Regions from separate parts of the Homo sapiens genome. Here region 2 is linked to region 1. A link is a loop called in an ENCODE intact Hi-C map of the cell type or tissue named here. Cell type or tissue: gastrocnemius medialis. All regions are shown on one strand. Each heading gives the region's core, and the rest is flanking DNA. Links, peaks and the distances in the headings are about the cores only. Region 1 has its middle 240 kb from the start of KBTBD8. Region 2 has its middle 160 kb from the start of LRIG1.

Region 1 (4,396 bases), core at 188-4,187:
GGCGGGCATCATGAGGTCAGGAGATCGAGATCATCCTGGCTAACATGGTAAAACCCCATCTCTACTAAAAAAATACAAAAAAAATTAGCTGGGCGTGGTGGTGGGTGCCTGTAGTCCCAGCTACTCGGGAGGCTGAGGCAGAAGAATGGCGTGAACCTGGGAGGTGGAGCTTGCAGTGAGCCGAGATTGCGCCACTGCACTCCAGCCTGGGCGACAGAGCAAGACTCCGTCTCAAAAAAAAAAAAAAAAAAAAAAAAGAAGTGGATTGGTGATGTGTTTAGGCCTCCAGCAAAACTGGCTACTTAAGAGGGAAAATGAGAATACAGGCAAATTTTGTGTTTATACATGCACATACACACATACACATAATTTTTCTCTCACTTTGTCTGTAAGGTAAAGGAGTAGGGAAACCATAGTCTTGTAGCGTGAAAGGTTCTTAATGCCTACCTACTACTGTGCCATCTTGCTTAGGAACACATTATTTTCCTCTAGGTTACTATAGAACAGTCTATGTTGTGCAAAGAAATCACAAACAGGCATGTGTCACAACTCAGTCATAACACATCCCTCTGGTTTTCTGGAGCTGTTAGATCTAGCTCCATTTCCTTCCTCTGTCCTTACCTTACTTCAAGGTCAAACAGTCTGGGTTAGAGCGCTTGGTGACAGAGTAAGAAAGAACCGTGTTTGAGGTGGACTTGGGTTTTAGTCTCAAATTCAGCATCTACTCCAAGGCATTTGTCCTCCATTATATTTCAGATCTGAAGGTCATTTCACAGTTTCTGAACATCGTCACACAAATTCGTGTTTGAAATTCACAAGATAGTAAAGTTAAGGTAAAGATTATTTTCTCCAATATGTATTATTGTCTTCAATACGTATTACTCTAAGATTATTTCTCCAATATGCTAAGATTCAAAGAGATAAAGTGGTCTTGACAAACAGCACAGCTAGGGGAGTGGCAGTCGATGTCCGAGGATTCTAAATCCAAGGCTTTCCCTTCGACACCACATTGTGTCTTTCAATCAACAAATGCTTTTTCTAAAAAACATCTAACATGTGCTTGATACAGCGATGAACAAAGCCGACAGTTCCTGCTCTCCTGGAGCTTACATTCTACCGGGGTCACTTTCTGAATGAGTTACATCAGTGGTTCTTTTTTTTTTTTTTTTTTTTTTTTTTTTTTTGACAGGGTCTGGCTCTATCGCCCAGGCTGTAGTGCAGTGGCATAATCTTGGTTCACTGCAACCTCTGCTTACTGGGCTCAAGCCATCCTCTTACTTCAGCCTCCTGAGTAGCTGGGACTACAGGCACACACCACCATGCCCAACTAATGTTTTGGTATGTTTTGTAGAGATGGGGTCTCACTATGTTGCCCAGGCTGGTCTCAAACTCGTGAGCTCAAGCGATCTGCCTGCCTTGGCCTTCCAAAGTGCTGGGATTTCAGGAATAAGCCACCACACTCAGCCAGTGGTTCTTAACTAGGGGTGATTCTGCACCCTAGAAGACACATGGAATGTCTGGAGGCATTTTTGGTTGTCACAGTGGGAGGGGAGGTGCTACTGGCATCCAATGGGTGGAGGGCAAGAATGCCACTGAAAATCTTACAATCCACAGGACAGTCCCATTCAACAAAGAATTATCCAACCCCAAATGTCAACAGTGCTGAGGCTGAGGAATTCTGAAGTGAATCAACGATTCTCTTCAATCTACGTATAAAGAATAGAATCTAAAATTCAGTTTAAAGTAAGAAACACCAAATATACATGATGTTGGTTCTGTCATGTAGAAACTGTATGGTGAATTGAAATAGGAAGTTGAAGAGATTTCTCCAAAGGAAAAGTTTTAAAAACACTAATTCAGGCAATGTGAAAGAAGATTTGTCCAGCTACAAGCGAGACTGATAAATTGCTGTAATAACAACAATACGCTACTTGTAAATACTGTTTTCACGTTATTGTGGCCTCTGAATTTCCCAGTAGTCCAGTCAAGGAAAATGAGAACCACATACTCAGATAACTAAAGACCTGCTCTTTGCATGAAATTAAAACATCACCATTGCATATTCCGGGAACCGACTTTTTTTTTTCTCACTTTGTGGCCCAGGCTGGAGTGCAGTAGTATGATCTCGGCTCACTGCAACCTCCACCTCCTGGATTCAAGAGATTCTCCCACCTCAACCTCCAGAGCAGCTGGGATTACAGGTGTGAACCACTGCACCTGACTAATTTTTTTGTATTTTTAGTAGAGGTAGGGTTTCCCCATTGGGGCCTGATTTTTTAACTTAAATGTCTAACTTCTGCAAAAGCAAGGAATCCTTGCAGGTAAAAAAAAAAAAAAAAATAATACAAGTCTTAGTAAGACAGTGGGATAGCTAATTCTAGAGTTTTCTTTTCCAAGCCGAGAGAGTAAAGTGGAAGTGAGGTTACTGTCCTGAGCCTTGCAACTATGACCCTCAGGGCTATCTGGTTACCCGAGGTGGCACTGTTTACCAGGGCTTGGAGCAACAGCTTTCTCAGGCCTTGACAGATAGAAAATGGCTTGTCCAATTGAGTCTTCCCTTCTTTTTGGTAGTAACGAGCCAGGCTTTTCCTTAAACACAAATTTTTGGACGCTAATCAACTCTCATGGAAAGAATGAACAGGAAATTGAATAATAATAAGCTAACCAGTAGCTAGGAATAAGTTTTAACATTATATTTGCACCCATAAACATGTGTGACCTTAGACAAGTTATTTTGGCCCTCAATTTCCTCATATGTAAAATGAGAAGGGTGGATTAGATGTCTTATGAAATCCTATGAATCACAAGTTGAGAAAATAAATGATGCTCGTTGCGATTAAGAAGTGTTCACGATGATTCCATTCTCCTCTTCTTGCTCCGTCTCTCTCTTCTGCTTGATTTTCAATACAAAGTTTTGCTTTGTTTTGAGACAGGGTCTCACTCTGTTGCCCAGGCTGGAATGCAGCATTGCGATCTCGGCTCACTGCAACCTCCACCTCCCAGGTTCAAGCAATTCTCCTGCCTCAGCCTCCTGAGTGGCTGGGATTACAGGTGCATGCCATCATGCCCAGATGATTTTTGTATATTTAGTAGAGACAGGGGTTCACCATGTTGTCCAGGCTGGTCGTGAACTCCCGACCTCAGGTGATCTGCCCACCTCGGCCTCCCAAAGTGCTGGGATTACAAGCATGAGCCACTGCGCCCGGCCAATATAAAGTTTTAAATAAAATAAACAGAATGCCATTTTTTTTCTGAAAAAAAGTGAACTGATAACACTAGGCTGCATGAGCTCTTATCTTGGAGTCAAGTGCTAAAAATCTAAATCAGCAATAAAAATACATAAATAAAAAGCTGGGAGTTTACAGAGCAAGGGCAGAGGTTGTGCCCCTGTCTGATTTTACTCTGCTTGTGGTCAAGGTTGCCTTTTGTTACAAGTGAGCCCAATTACAATCTCTGGAGGGCCCTGCGCAACCCACTTATTGTGATTAAAAGGTCACTTGAAGCCCTGTCTGAGTTGTTTATCTTACCAAAGGTGGTAGAGGTTGCAGTTAAATGTACAGGTATTCTCAGGATCTGGAATCTTTATTTTCTTTGGGTGTTTGTGTTTTGGGGGCTGGTGGCTAGGTTGATCCTGTCAGTTTAGGAGGGTGTGTGTGTTTGGCACAGGCCTCAAATCAAAACCAGCAACTTTGGTTTACAGACTTTCAATCTGCAAAGTTTTTCTGAAGACACTCAGCTTTCCAATTTATCCTAAGTTCTAGGGGGATTCCAATAAATGACTAGCAAATCCAAGAGCGATGCTGTCACTCTCTCCGGTGAAGACGATGACAGGGCCCTCCTTGGTTGTCTGGCAACCTGATGACTTCCCTTGGCCCTGAAACTCTCCCACCAACTTGAATGAAAGAGGTAACTTTCGGGAAATCCTTGGACCCTGGGTCTGTTGCACCCCAGCTGGCTTCCAGAGCCTTGGTTTTCATACCTCACTGTGGTCTGGGAAATTCCTCAGAAAAATTTGTTAAGACAATGTTTTTATCAGTGGATCGTATCAGAAAGTAGGCAATTTTCATTTCAGGGATGAACAAGACAAATGGAGCGTTCCTTACCCACGGCAGGAATAAAATATGCAACTTATTATCCAGTAATAAGGCTCAGATTAGAAAAATTGGTTATTATTTTATGGCCCTTAATGAACCAGGTCAAGCAAACTCGATGCTCCCAAGTAACCCTGAAACCAGGTGGTTCTAGCTCTTTAGGCTCCCTTCCCAAAAATCTGTACAGCAGCTTCCTGGAGCTGGCTGGAAGGAGTTGAGACTGTTGGAATTTGGCCTGGGTCTGTAAGTCTTTAGCTAACAGGGGCCTAATTCAACACTTCTTCAAAAAATCAAAAAGACAACGA
Region 2 (4,396 bases), core at 132-4,131, 95 kb before region 1:
GCAGGGCGTGGTGGCTCAAGCCTGTAATCCCAGCACTTTGGGAGGCCGAGGTGGGCAGCTCACAAGGTCAGGAGTTTGAGACCAGCCTGACTAACATGGTAAAACCCAGCCTCTACTAAAAACATACAAAAATTAGCCAGGCATGGTGGCGTGCGCCTGTAATCCCAGCTACTCGGGAGGCTGAGGTAGGAGAATTGCTTGAATCCAGGAGGTGGAGTTTGCAGTGAGCTGAGATCACGCCACTGCACTTCAGCCTGGGCAACAGAGCAAGACTCCGTCTCAAAATAAACAAACAAACAAACAAATTTGCCAAATGTTTGCCAGCACCAAGGGTACTGGTAAGTTCTTCTTTCCATTTCCCTTCCAAATGCTGCTGCTCATTATACTACTTTTCCCTTAATTTGATTTAGAACTCATATGCAGTCTGTACTATGATGTTCTTGACTACTTGCTGTACAATTTATCTTATTCTATCAGGTCATTCGCTTACTTAACTCAATGAATATCTCTTGGGTATCTACCACATGCCAGGTGCTGTGCTAGGCAGCAAGGATCCAATGGTGTACAAAACAGGTCCTGCTCTGGTCTTCATGAAACTTATAATAGGTACTTGGTCATCAACTGGGCTAACAGAAGACATCAGATCTATATATTTAACCTGGTTTCTTTCTGTCTGTGTGTGTGTGTGTGTGTGGTTTTTTCTGAGACAGCATCTCTCTCTGTTGTCCAGGCTGGAGTGTAGTGGCATGGCCATGGCCCACTGTAGCCTCAACTTCCTGGGCTCAAGTGATCCTCCCACCTTAGTACCCTGAGTAGTTGCGCACCACCATGCCTGGTAATTTAATTTTTTTTTTTTTTTTTGTAGAGACAGGGTCTCACTATGTTGCCCAGGTTGTTCTCAAACTCCTGGTCTCAAGTGATGCTCCTGCCTCAGCCTCCCAAACTGTGGGCATTACAAGCATGAGCCATCATGCCTGGCCTCTGGTGGTTTTTGTTCAAAGTAATATTTGTAGCTAGTCACAGAAACATTGACTAATATCTACTGTTCATCAAGGGAAGGTACGTAGGGCTGTAAAGATGTCCTCACCATTTCATCCTCATAATAACCCACTTATTCCCAGTACACAGAGGAGGGAATTTGACTCCAAGCCCACACAGCAGACCAGGCCCTAACTTCTCTCTCTTTTTTTTTTTTTTTTTGTTTTTTTTTGCTTTTCCCCTTGAAATTATTTAGTGGATTGTGCGTATTATCACATCAGTCCTATTCCTTCTGGTTTAAAATCTCCTCTGTTTCTTGGTGGTAATTTTCACCATCTGCTCCGACATCCCCTTGATCTTGATGTCACATTGGAAGAGAACTGATAAATCAGTGCCTGCAAGGACCTATGATGGTACCAAACAGAGAGAGAGTAGAGTCTGTCAATGAAAATCTTTCAGAACTAAAAGTCTGCATCTCTGACAAAGGGCTTTCAGGTGCTGCAGCAAAGATGGTTTTTCGTAAGTAAATTTGCTCCTTCTTCCTTAGCAATGGAACACTCATTCTTTAGCTGAGATCATGACCCTCATGGATGACATCTCTTAGTTTCCTTTGCAGCTAAGGTGACCATGTGATTAAGGTTTGGCTAACGGTATGCAAGAAGAGCGGTCTGTGCAACCGCCAGGAACTATGCCCTGAAAGAAAGGTGATGTGTCTTTTTATAGCTGTTCCTTTTGGCTAGAACACAGACATGAAGGCTGGGGCTCAAGCGGCCAGATTGGAAGTAGTGTGCTGATGATAGTGGAGCAGGAACTTGGAAGGAGATTGTATCTGATGATCAGGGAGCACCTTACCGGCCCTGGACTGCTTACCTTTGGACTTTGTGTAAGAGAGAAATCAACTTCAATCTAGGTTTTGTGACTTTAGGTTTTGTATTACTAGCAGCCTAATTTAATCCTAATGAAACAGGCACTATAACAGGAAATAAGAATATCAGCCAGTGACTTTCCTGGTATACTTGAGTCAGGGAATTACTGGTTCTGCCTGCTTATGATGCTTATCCATATACTGTCCTTAAGCCAGAATGAAACTTGACTAGGAAACTGGGCTTATGAATGATCAGAATGTATTCCAGCAATTGTATTTCAGGTGGCAAAACCCCTGCTTCTGGAAAGTCCTGGGAGAGTCACCTGCCCCTCAGTCTGGCCTTGGTATAACTTTCCCCTTGGGAAGCACATGTCTGTGAAAGCAGCTATTGCCTCTATCACCCCAGCCTCTAGAGTCACTTACCTAGCCCGGAGGAGTTACAAACTACCGTAATTGTCTCATATACAAAATGACTTTGTAAAAAGAAGCCCAGAAAACAGAGAACAAAGAACAGGATCAGAGCTTCAGTTTGAAAATATTGCTACAGAATGGATTTGGGCTGGGGGTGGAAAATTGGGAGCAGGGAGAAAAATTAGGAAGGTAATGAGATAATCCAGGAGACAAATGTTGAGTGCTGGAGCTAACGCATTGGGAGTAGAAATGTAAAGGAAGCAACAGCTTAATTAGAATTGTTGTGGGCATGAGATTACATAGTGATTATTCATAAAGGGAAAAGAGGGCAAAAAAATGAGAGCCAGTAAAAGAGATGGAGAAGGTAAAACTATAGGGGTAGGAGGAAAAGCAAGAGGGTGGGCATCACAGAACAGGGTACGTTTTAAAGAAGGGAGTGGTCAACAGAGTCCAAAGTACTAAAGAGGTCAAGAAGGATAAGGAGAAATTATATCAACTGGCTTCTATTGGTTTTGGCAATATGGTGGCCATTGGAAACTCCATCCTGAGCAGATCTGCTAAACTAATGTGCATGGAAGCCAGATTGCAGTTGACTGAGGGATTAAGACCTTTCTCCATCCTAGAATAAAGGAAGGAGTGGGATGAAGGGTCATTTCTTTGGGATTACAGGAACTGCTAACACAGACATCAGGTGAAAGCAATTCTTACAAGAATCTTGGTTTGATATCTTAGAACACTTTCAATTCATACTGATGTTGTCTTTGGCTCACTGGAAATGGTATGAATAAAAAAACTTCAGCATTTTGACTGACCTCAACTTTTTGGATGTTTTGACTACTACCCAGTCAGTTGGGCCAAAATCAACTAAGAAATTATGCACATGGGTGTGATAGTTAAATACAAAATGTTTACTGTCTGTCCCAAGAGATAGTAAGGAAAAGTTCTGTTAATTAGGTCCTGTGTACATTTCCATTATCATGGCTAATTACCTGTTTTATTCAATGATATACTTTGTTAATTACCACTAGTGCTCTTGGTTCTCAGCCTATTTTAAACATCTTACAATGCTTTCTTTATCTTCTAGGTGTAATTACCAGCCTAGCTTTTGTTTGTATTAAGAAGGCAAGATACATGGAACACGATGTGCAAATTACAGAAGCTACCCCGTCTTTGCGCTTTAAATTGAGAAATGTGGTCAGAAACTGGTCACATTTTAGAGTTAGAGGTGAAGTTATTAAGGTTATTTTGTGCAGCAGTTCTCACCCCAGGAGCAGACAAAAGATTTCTTGGTGGAACATGGGAATTTTATTCTATAAGACAGAATCAGATGTTACTATCAAATACATTTCTATACTACTACTACAGTTTTGATCCTCAAAACTTTTCATGTGTGGCCACTATGACAACAAAATGTCTATAACATTGTGTTTCTCAGAAAAAAGTAGACTTTTGATTTCTATCACAAGTTCCAGGTTGTTGAAAGAGTGATTGATGGTTTATGAGATATTTGAGGCATTATCTGCATTTTACAAGGGGAAAAACTAAAGTCCATCTGGAGGACAAAGGACCTTCACAGAACTGCCAGTTGTGGAAACAGCAAAGTTAGAACTGAAATTCCTCCCTTTTCTTTCCACTAACCTGAACCCCACACAGTCCATGCTGAAAAGGGAGGATAGGTGAGGTTCTGGGGTCACACAGACCTTGCTTTGAAGCCTGGGTCCCTCCCCTCTAAATCTCACTTGCCTCATCTGGAGAATGGGAAGGACAGTAGTTGCCACAGTACTGGGATTGTTTTGATGATTAAATGAAAAAACGTATGGGCAGTTCTCACCTTGTGCTTGGCACATGGTGATTTCCCAACAAACATCAGCTGGCTTTAACAACACAGACCCAGAGCTGGCTGTGGCTTTGCTGGGTGCCCCAACTCCAGAAAAAAGTCTAGCATCCCTGTAAATGGAAATGTGATCAGTCTTCACCAGATTGGCATCTATTTGCTCTTTAGACACTTGCTGATGGTCAGTTTCAATTTAGACCCAGCAATGGCAATATTCAAACATCAAAAGCATGTGGGTAAAAACATACTCCTTTTTTGTTGTTTTCCACATATGTGTATCTAAATAAATTAATTGGTTGGCCACCACC

The links. A loop is a pair of places that touch in the nucleus more often than their neighbours do. Peaks named below come from ENCODE experiments on the same cell type or tissue, not always from the same donor. Only the 100,000 strongest peaks of a DNase experiment are listed, where the experiment ranks them.
Region 2: a loop joins it to region 1, with 2.7 times the contacts of the local background. A loop is called at or near these places in 1 of 110 quality-filtered maps.

What each region holds. Positions count from the first base shown.
Region 1 is chr3:66,758,806-66,763,201 of GRCh38, forward strand. No RefSeq gene overlaps it. Among named protein-coding and RNA genes, the nearest start is that of KBTBD8, 240 kb to the right of the region's middle. In gastrocnemius medialis, for the core only: no CTCF peak of the experiment used is centred there; a DNase peak (open chromatin) is centred at 2,486; H3K27ac peaks cover 2,703 bases.
Region 2 is chr3:66,663,480-66,667,875 of GRCh38, forward strand. No RefSeq gene overlaps it. Among named protein-coding and RNA genes, the nearest start is that of LRIG1, 160 kb to the left of the region's middle. In gastrocnemius medialis, for the core only: no CTCF peak of the experiment used is centred there; a DNase peak (open chromatin) is centred at 1,722; H3K27ac peaks cover 1,490 bases.